2 separate regions of the Homo sapiens genome follow, and region 1 is linked to region 2. A link is an interaction called in ENCODE POLR2A ChIA-PET data of the cell type or tissue named here. Cell type or tissue: A673. All regions are shown on one strand. Each heading gives the region's core, and the rest is flanking DNA. Links, peaks and the distances in the headings are about the cores only. Region 1 overlaps IRS1 (insulin receptor substrate 1). Region 2 overlaps RHBDD1 (rhomboid domain containing 1).

The links. ChIA-PET counts read pairs that join two places held together with the same protein. Peaks named below come from ENCODE experiments on the same cell type or tissue, not always from the same donor. Only the 100,000 strongest peaks of a DNase experiment are listed, where the experiment ranks them.
Region 1: POLR2A ChIA-PET joins it to region 2 with 20 read pairs; 3 of 35 experiments call an interaction of 5 or more read pairs at or near these places.

What each region holds. Positions count from the first base shown.
Region 1 is chr2:226,756,555-226,761,946 of GRCh38, forward strand. All of the region lies in intron 1 of IRS1 (insulin receptor substrate 1), which reads right to left. Among named protein-coding and RNA genes, the nearest start is that of IRS1, 41 kb to the right of the region's middle. In A673, for the core only: no CTCF peak of the experiment used is centred there; a DNase peak (open chromatin) is centred at 2,517.
Region 2 is chr2:226,852,405-226,857,796 of GRCh38, forward strand. The region is part of intron 3 of RHBDD1 (rhomboid domain containing 1); the gene reads left to right. Among named protein-coding and RNA genes, the nearest start is that of RHBDD1, 19 kb to the left of the region's middle. In A673, for the core only: no CTCF peak of the experiment used is centred there; no DNase peak of the experiment used is centred there.

The DNA.
Region 1 (5,392 bases), core at 254-5,253, 96 kb before region 2:
GATCAATTATAATATGCTTATTGATGCAGAACAATAGCAACGTGACCTAAGGCTCAGGGATTCAATCCACAACTGGGATAGGTTATAAGGAAGAACAGAATTGTCTCCTTTAAAATACAATGGCTCTGGCTGGGCGAGGTGGCTCACGCCTGTAAGCCCAGAACTCTGGGAGGCCCAGGTGGGTGGATCACAAGGTCAAGATATAGAGACCATCCTGGCCAACATGATGAAACCCCGTCTCTACTAAAAATACAAAAATTAGCTGGGCACGATGGCGTGCGCCTGTGGTCCCAGCTACTCGGGAGGCTGAGACAGGAGAATCACGTGAACCCAGGAGGTGGAGGTTGCAGTGAGCTGAAATCACGCCACTGCACTCCAGCCTGGTGACAGAGTGAGACTCCGTCTAATAAATAAATAAATAAATAAATAAATAAATAAATAAATAAATAAAATACAATGGCTGCTTTCCCTAACAGGCTGTATGTAGCCAAAGAGAGGCCTAACTGCTTATGTGCTTGCTTCCAATGACAAAGTGCGTGTGTAAGAAGCACAGATATACTTGACTGTTTATAAACTACTGCAATTAATAATTTATGACAACGACTGCAAGTCATACAACATCTGAGGGTACCTATAATACACTAAGCAAGAAGCTTTCACTACTAGAGGATGGTACGGTTTGAACTCTCCTGGAGCCCTGGTTCTGGGCATTCAGTAGGCCAGCAGTTCCCAAACATGTTCTACAGAACATGAGCTCCATGAGAAACAGTCTTGTGAGGCTGAGGCACAGTGGCTCACAACTGTGATCTTGGCACTTTGGGAGGCTGAGGTGGGCAGATCACCTGAGGTGAGGGGTTCGAGACCAGCCTGACCAACATGGTAAAAACCAATCTCTACTAAAAAATACAAAAATTAGCCAGGCATGGTGGGGTGTGCCTGTAGTCCCAGCTACTCAGGAGGCTGAGGCAAGAAAATTGCTTGAACCCGAAAGTGGAGGTTGCAGTGAGCCAAGGAAAGAAATAGAGTCTTGTGTCCAAAGACATTTAGGAAATATCTCCCTCCTGACATCTCTCATCTCATATTAGAGCTTGATATTTTGTTTAACCATGTGTTTCCTACACTTATAATCTGAAAATATGTAGTTTTCATTTCATATCTGTGCTAACTACTCTAACATCTTGTAAAATACATTTTGAGAAATACTGCATTAAAATTTTCCCTCAAAAAGCCTTTTCCCTTGAACTTTGCTATTCACAAAGCATTCTGATAAAATATTCAACAAAAGATACATAGGCATAAGCAAAAGAAACATATTTTAGAATAGAAAAGTTGATTTAAAAATTAACAACAAAATGTTTTATTTAAGAATATCACATTTGTGTTTTTAGCCCTAAATTTCTAATATGGTTTGTAGTTAATAAGAAAAATACTAACATATCAATAATTTACAATTTGCCAAAACATTTATGTGTCAAAAGAATTCTTTGCTTCTCTGATTTTGAAGGAAAAGAAAATGAGAGAGGCAGAGACAAAAAAATGGATTAAAAAGTGGAGAGACAGCTTCTTCCCCTAATTATTCACAGATTCCATTTGAATTCAGAAAACGATTCTTCACATTTCAGGACTCATGTATGAAGGTTGTTTTATTTTTACTTCATGGAATTGGTGGATGAATGTTATATAAATTATTACTGCACAAATAATTTTAAATAATACTTGAAGAATGAGACAAAAATAATATTTTAAATTTCTAGAACAGCAGCTATATCATTAGTCTACTACCATGACCACTACCATGACCAAACACGTGATGAGTAAGTCTAAAATCATAAAAACACCATAAGTGAAAATCGAATACCTTTATTTTCTAAAACATTAAGCAGAATGTCATATTACCTTTTAGCCTAAATACTTTCCCAATATACAGTTGAATATCAGGAAAATGTAAAATTTGAATGCCTAAATATAAATATTTAGACTTGGGTAGAAATTTTCCTCTTATTAGAGGGTTAAACTTTGATATAATATAGAAATAATTATAATGAATCAGACAATTACTTTGATCCCCTTCTTGGTTTCCAAGAGGCTGTGATGATACACAATATTTTCTAAGATATCTCTATGTGCCTCAAGTATCTACTGCTAGAAATGTGGAAATGAAACATAAAAGGCATCATGTTTACAGGGAGTTTAAAAAAAAAAGGTGTCAGTGAAGGGATGAGGTTAAATGATTGGATGCTAATGGAAACCACCTCCAAATTAGCCAGACAGGACACACCCAACCTACCCTTCCTAAAATATCCAAGGAAGTGAAATTTGTGATGCTCTACAGATAGATACAGGTACTGTCTTTCAAGACCTTCTTGTAAATTCCTTTAGCAAAGATGCTCATTGCACATTACAAATTATTTTGCCCAGTAACTGTGGAATAAGTGGTTGTGTGATTATACATTCACTTCTATTTGTGTCCAGAGTATGACTCATAGAGGCCCAATGGGGGATAATGAAAAAATCGGCTCTAATATCCAAAACTGCCTGTGTCCGGGGCTGGTGCAAGGGATTACACAAGCCTCAAAACACAAATAAAAGTCACAAACTAGCAAGTAATATTCATTAGGCACCCATGTGGTTTTGAAAGACAATTCCAAATGCTTTCTTATATAAATGTGAGATATGGTTGCTAGATTTTTACAATGCCATGCTGGAAAATGGAAAAATTCTCTCTACAAAGGAAAACGTTTAGTCTGGAGAAAATGTTTACAGAGGTTTGCAGCAAATAAACTTCTAAATATAGTACCAGCACTTAATAAAGGGTCAAATAAGCTCTGGGTTCTTGAGCCTGAAGTTTTCAAGGATTTTGACACAGCCCCAATGAACCATGGCAGAACCATGGCAGCTGGCAAATGCCCTGAACCATTAGCCATCAAACAGCTGCTGAAGCAAGTCACATTCCACAATTCTGTAGCACTTCCTATCATATAGTAACAGTTGGTATGTGCCCAAATTTATTTTCTCACTAAAGCTGAATGAAGATCATGTGAGCAGAGAAACACTTTTATGATTAAAGCAGATATACATTTTCAGATGTATTTTTTAAATGAATGGAAAACAATGAAAACTTTTTCAAAATTCATGCAAAGACAAATAAACACCCTTTTTTGATATAACTTAAAACTACATAGTTTCTTTATAGCAGAGAAAATACAAGAGAATCAGAAGTCACAATAAAATGCAAATATGCCATGAAAAACAAAGCCATGAAAATGCACTGAAATGTTTTGTCTCCTAGCACTCTGTTGGAACTTGTACATAGGCTTAGCTGAGAAAGAAGAGTTATGCGCTGGGTGCTGTGGCTCACACCTGTAATCCCAACGTTTTGGGAGTGCGAGGCAGGCAGATCGCTTGAGCTCAGGCGTTTGAGACCAGCCTGGCCAACGTGGCAAAACCCCACCTCTATTTTTAGAAGTACAAAACAGCCATGTGTGGTGGCGCATGCCTGTAGTCCCAGCTACTTGGGGGGCTGGGGCTGGAGGATCGCTTAAGCCCAGGAGGTTGAGCTGCAGTGAACCGTGATTGTGCTACTGCACTCCAGGCTGGGTATCAAAGTGAGACCCTGTCTCAGAAAAAAAATAATAATAATAATGCATATAGAATAAGTCTACCATCCAAATGAGTCATTTATGTGCACAAATTAAATTTTTTTCTTTTTTTGTCTTATTGCAAGATTAAAAATTAATTTTAAAACTACAATTCAATAAGTGGCTTTACTAAAATGTTCCTTAAAATATTATTTTGACAAAAGCCGGCATCAAGAATCTCATTCTTACTCCTCAGAGAGAGTTGAAAATACCCAATTACTTTATAAAATGTCAATACAAGAGGATCTCACAGATAGCAAATCTAATAGTGTCCAGTCCACACTTCCCTACAAATACATGCGGTCATAATTTTTTTTACCCTCTTAATCTGCTGTGGCTCCATTAGTAAGCCCCTAAAAATGCAACCTGGCATTTACATTCTTGTCCATCTGGAATGTCTCTGCATCAGAGGAAAACCCTCAACCCCACCCCCCTCCACAAAAGATGAACAAGTGCACAGCTGGTATAAATCTGGGCACGTATGAAGGCAACCACTTGCATGCATGCATACACAAGGCTAAATGTTTAATCCCTCAAGCACCCTCTTCTACCCATTTTCAGATGATGCTAGGAAGGATATGATTTGCTTTTTTAAAAAATTGAATTATGTACTTTTATTAGACACCAAACAATTCCTTATTGAAAAGATATTGCAAGAAAAAAAGCTTGAAAACTTGCCATCAAAGCTGTCTGAAGTCCAAAGTGCTATCTTTTGCTGTCACCAGAAGACTTGGAACCAAATAGGCAGAAAGCTAAGGTCAATCTTGTGAAAGTATGATTGTGAAACCTAACCCTAGACCTCTGTCCTCTTCAGAGCAGCAGATTCACATATGTGCATTTCAGCAGAGATGCAGGAATTGCTGATGTTTTCCATGCTGCTTCCATGAAAACCAACACTTGCAGGGTTCACTGCCAGCTCATGATGTGAAGCTAAACTTAGAAATCAAGCTGGGTTCTATATTGAGCTACACCACCTAAGTAGCTGTGGGCAGGAATATGACTATATAGACAACTCCAATTCTTAACTATTGGTTTTTAACGAGAAGAGCAGACCAATAAAATTCAGCTTTCTAAAACAACAACATAATTGCTTTGGAATGCATTTTGGTAATAAATTTGGCTGCTGTAACTGAGGTTTTGAGAGGACAACTACAGGGGGCACTATTTACACCATTCTGGGTGTGAAAACAATTCCATGGAATTGTGCTGTACACAGCCCAGGTGACTGCCGGGTTTATTGTCATTCTATACCAACTTCCAAGAGCTCTATCCCAGGGAAAAAAAGTATCCATTGTATCTCTCTGATACTTTCCTACTTTGCTATATTCCTCTGTTTCTTTCTGGCCCCCTTCTCCACTCTGGTCAACTGTCACTTATAGTGACAGTTTTGTTTCTTATCAAACTTTAAATCGAATAAAAGCTAGTTGAGCTTCCAGAGAGCTTTACTCTTCCCACAAAGAATCCTAAGTTGTAGATGATTCAGATATTAAAATTTGAGCAGAACTAGAATTTTATAGGTACCTCAATAAACCTGAAATTCCCCAAATCCAAAACTCTGGAAGAGTTCCCTAACATAATTAGCTACAAATTTTCAATCTTGAAACTTAAATGACTGTTCCATGAATGCAGTTTGGAAATCATGACAAAGCCATAAGTACAGACATGGATAACAGAGGTTGCCAGGTGGCATTATGTTCCATCATAAACTACAGAAAAATTAAACTGTTCCATTATTTTTAGCCAAGACCTCTGGT
Region 2 (5,392 bases), core at 195-5,194:
ATATGGCACCTTTGGCAGGTTATTAGGTCATGAGAGTGGACCCCTCATGAATTGGATTAGTGTCCTTATGAAATGGACCCCAGAGAGCTCTCTTGCTCTCTTTCTACCATGTGAGTATATAACAGAAAAGCAGCTCACAACCCATAAGAGGGCCCTCACCAGAACCCAACCATTCTTGTACCCTGATGTCACACTTCCAGCCTGCAGAACTGTGAGAAATAAATTTCTGTTGTTTGTAATCATCCTGTCTATGGTACTTAGTTATAGCAGCCTGAACTAAGACAATTGCCAGAAACAATATCTAACTCAAAATTTATTGCTCTACCTTGTCTCTTTTAGTAAGATCTTATTTTTTAAATTTAATTAATCTTATTTTATTTTTAGCTATCCACTATCATAGCTCACCACAGCCTCAAAGTCCTAGGCTCAAGTGATCCTCCTGCCTCAGCCTCCTAAGTACCTAGGATTATAGGTGTGTGCCACTGCACCTGGCTAATTTATTATTATTATTATTATTATTATTATTATTATTATTATTATTATTTGTAGAGATGAGGTCTTGCTATGTTTTCCAGGCTGGTCTTGAATTCCTGGCCTCAAGCAGTCCTCCTACATTGGCCTTACAAAATGCTGGGATTATAGGCGAGAGCCACTGAGCCAAGCCTGCAGATTTTCTTTTCTTATTATTAAATTCTAATTAAATTTTACACTGCATATTACAGATGGATGTTGAGCTAAAATGAAGCATTGTTTTGGTCCCTTTTACTACTTTTAAAACATTCAAACTTCAGCTTATCCTCCAGGAAGCATTTATGTGAAAGAAAAGTCACTGACATCTCTTCTAAATGTTCCTGGTCTAGTGACTTAAGTTAAAAAATATTGGCCACGAAGCAGAACATTGAACTATTTCCTGGCATGCCTCTAGATCACAGCCTAGAATTTTAGAAGATTTTTATTTAACTACTTATAGCCATTTGAGGCATCTGGTACATGCTGTGGAAGTGCAGAATGTGGAACTCGGCTTTCTTGAGGCAGGCCAGGCTGCTGGGGCGGCTCACAGGCATAGGGGTCTCGCAAGGGTCACAGCTGGGAGGCAGGAAACTGCAGGGCTTCACGGCGGAACAGCACTGTCTGGTGGGAAGAGCTGAGTTTGAGTCCTTATACTCCAGCTTCTGGGCATCATCACCTTGGTTTCTTTATCTGTGTAATAAAGTGGAATTTCTGTCTGTCTTTCATGGTTTCACACCAAAACTACTGGAAGGACTTTTACTAAATTGGGCACAAGATGTAATGTGTGGGATGCATGTGAAATTTACTTTCGTCCCCTCTTGTGGTGAGAGAGTCCATGTGACTGCCCATCTGTGGGAATGGCCTTGCTTATTAAGCACGTTGGACAGAGAAAGTGAAGGACTGAAATTTCAGCATCCCCAGAAAGTCTGAAGGGCCGAAGCTCCATGGATGTACATCTCACGTGGGCAACTCTACGGAGTGTGCTTTAGAATGGGCAGCTGGACAGTTAAGTGATTTTCTTGGCCGGTGGTGGGTAGACCCGCTAATCGATAAGGTGGAACTAATTTCTTCTACAGGATTGTGAGAATTAAGTGAAATGAAGCAAATTGTATGTAATTACTTTTAAACTATAATTGCATAAAAGTTATTATTGGGAGGTATGTAAATATTATAAGACCTTGATTCCTGGGATGAATAGCTTGAAGTTGATCAGATGATGTTGATAAATATTTAATATCTGCTAATACTTATATGGTACTTATGTTTCAGGCATTATTCTAAGTGTTTTACCTATATTACTCATCAACAACTCTATGAGGTGGTCCTTATTATTATTTAGTATCTGTTTTATAAATGAGGAGACTGAGGTAGAGATTGATTAACAACTTAACCTAAGGGCCGGGCGTGGTGGCTCACACCTGTAATCCCAGCACTTTAGGAGGCTGAGGCAGGCGGATCACCCAAGGTTAGGGGTTCAAAACCAGACTGGCCAACATGGTGAAACCCTGTCTCTACTAAAAAATACAAAAATTAGCTGGGTATGCTGGCGCGCGCCTGTAATCCTAGCTACTCAGGAGGTTGAGGCAGAATAATTGCTTAAACCTGGGAGGCGGAGGTTGCAGTGAGCCAAGATCGCAGATCGCACCACTGCACACCAGCCTGGGTGACAGAGCCAGACTCTGTTTCGAAAAAAAAAAAAAAAAAAGGCGCTTACCTAATGTCATATAGCTCCCAAGCAATTAAGCAGGATTTGAACCTAAGTCATTTGACTCCAGAGTCCATTCCATTAATTATGACACTATTCATCGTTTTTTTAAATCTACTTAAAGATATTTTTTCCATAAAGAGTATCACTACCTGAGATACTATGCAGTGTTTTAACCATGAATATAGAAAGTCATTGAGTGGATTGAGGTGGGGGGCACAACATAGTGAAATTGGATTTTAAGCAAATTGAGTCAGGTGCTGTGTAAGTAGACTAGGGGAAGAGTGTAAGGTGATAAAGGCCTGATTTCTGTTGAGATCTTTCAGTGTATAATACATGTTCTTATTAATGGCTTATCTGTCTAGAACATTCTTCATATGTCCAATTTAGTGGTCTTAAATCCCAACTCCTCAGAGGTTACATATTTTGCCTATACATGCCTTCCACATGGGTGGCACTGATACTAAAGGCAGGCTATTATAAAGGACATCTGGACATTATCCCACTAAGGGATCAGAAATTTTGTATTTGTATTCATCTGGGGAGATGGTGTATGAAGGAAAAAAGGAAGGAGGAGCTTTTATGTCTTAAGAACTCTAGGTTTGAGCTTGGGTATGGTGGCTCACACCTGTAATCTCAATACTTTGGGAGGCCAAAGTGGGAGGATTGCTTGAAGCAAGGCGCTCAAGAGCAGCCTGGACAACACAGCAAGACCCCATCTCTACAAAAAATAAAAAACTAGCTGGGTGTGGTGACACTTGCATGTAGTCCCAGCTTGGGAGGCTGCAGTGGGAGGACCACTTGAGCCTAGGAATTCAAGGCTGCTGTGAGCTATGATTGTACCACTGCACTCCAGCCTGGCAGCAGAATGAGACCCTGTCTCTAAAAAACAAAAAACCCTCTAGGTTTGATAAATTAAAGTCAGAAAGATACAGCCAGTTGTCATTAGAGAGATAGTCTAATGGTTGTGTCAAGCTGGGTGAGAAAGTTTCTTAATATGGTTATAACAATAAAGTGTATGAAGTTGGAGAACCATTGTATTAAAGGTCTCAGTAGGCTTCAAAAGGAGAAAATGCTCTCAGTTCCCAATTTCTTCTGGAATACAGTCTAAGTTGTAGATATTTCTGTGAATAGATACTGGAATATAATTATTGAGAGAGTGTCACAGTAGTCATAAAGACGAGATTCCCATTACCATCCTAATATAATTTGATTCCAGTTTTTATTTTATATGCATGAAGTCAGTTTTCATTCATTTTGATTGTCTTCATTTCTTTGTATCTCTGCCATTAATGTGAAGGAAGGAAACAGAGATCCCTACTCTAATTCCCTCTGATTTTATCATTAATGTAGCTCTGGAAGACATTTAATGGATTAGATAGCCGGAAAAAAATGTCATTTATGTGCAACTAGTCATCAAATAATTATGCTGTCTAACTAAGATTCCACACTATACCCCCAGGACTCCCTGTTTACTAATCAACTCAGGTAGAATATGCATTCTGGTAAATTGAACATGGTGTAATGATGTGAAGCCATACTATCTGCTATTATGTTAAATATTTAAATATTAAATTTTAAAAGCACAATTTACATGTTATTCAAACAACTATGTTTTGCATATAGCAAAGCTTTTTGAAATGTATTCATGTATTTGAAAAGAGAAAACAGATTGCGAGTATTCAGTTAATAAATTCGTGTTTTTCACTAAATGCAAATATATATTATACCATTTTCTTATTTTCAAAACTATCTTGAAAATCTACATTTTGTAACTGGATTCTCTTGGAACCTAAGGAAACTAAGGCTTTTAAGAAAAATAAAATTATGCTAAGAAGTTTTATTGGAAGAACAAAGAATTTTATTATTATTATCTTGGACTAAAATGTTCTCATCCATTGGCTCTATAGTAACAGTAACAAGTGGAGCAAACAGTTTCATAAGTTTGGGCTAGAAAAGCCATGAATGAATAAGATTCCTGAGAGAGTTACAGGGGTTGGAAGAAAAGCTCCAGTTCAGTTTATTCCTAGAGAAAGATGACTATAATGAAACAAAATAAGAGAGAAAAAAATGCATGTAGCGTTTGTGTATATTTTGACCACGTTAATGCGCTATTTGTGATGCACTAATTTGCTGTCTAGCTCTTGTAATTAAAAAAGCAGAGGAAGTTTTTATGTTTAATATAAATAATTTGCTATTTTCATAGCATTTTTGCTTTGTTTGCAGTAATAAAACACACTAACCCTTCTTTTTCTAAATAATTGCACAGAATTTGCAGTCAAATGTGTTGGCCTAAGCAATATTTTGCCATTGAAGTACATTCTCTTTCCCTTCCAACATGTTATATCACAGGGGAATGGTAGAGCTGCAGTCTTTGCAGTTTAACCAGGACAGTTTCTGTGTGGTTTCACCTTTTTTTCTGAAGATTTCTCTTGACCTGAGCTTGTTGAATAATTTTCTGTAGAAAGTGTAAGAGAGTGTGTGTGTGTGTGTGTGTTTGGGTACACGTGTGCTTGTGTGTGTGCCTGTGAACATGTGTGTGTTTATATTGTATTTTAAGCAATGAAAATCTAAGCATTTTCATAGTATCATGAGTCGTTAGAGGAATGAAAATCAGTATTACTTCACATCCACCAGGATGGCTACAGTAAAAAAAGATGGATAAATACAAGCATTGTTGAGGATGTGGTGAAACTGGAACCCCTGTACAGTGCTGAAGGGAATGTAAAGGGTGTAGAAATTTGGAAAAAATTTCACAGTTACTCAGAAAGTTAAACATAAAGTCAACCATATGAGCCAGCAATTTCACTCTTATGTATATACCCCAGAGAACTGAAAACATGTTCATAAAAATTGTACATGAATGTTTATAGCAGCATTATTCATTAGAGTCAAAAAGTGGAAACAAATGTCCATCAGCTGATGAATGGATGAATAAAATGTGGTATATTCATACAATAAAATACTATTTGACCATAAAAAGAAACAAAGTATCGATAATTGCTACAACATGGATGAACTATGAAATCATTATGCTAAGGGAAATAAGCCAAATACAAAAGGCCATGTATTGTGTGACTTCATGTAGATGAAATGTCCAGAATGGGCAAATTCATGGGGACAGAAAGTATTAATAGATTAATTGTTGCCAGGCACTAGGTGGGAAGTGACTGACTG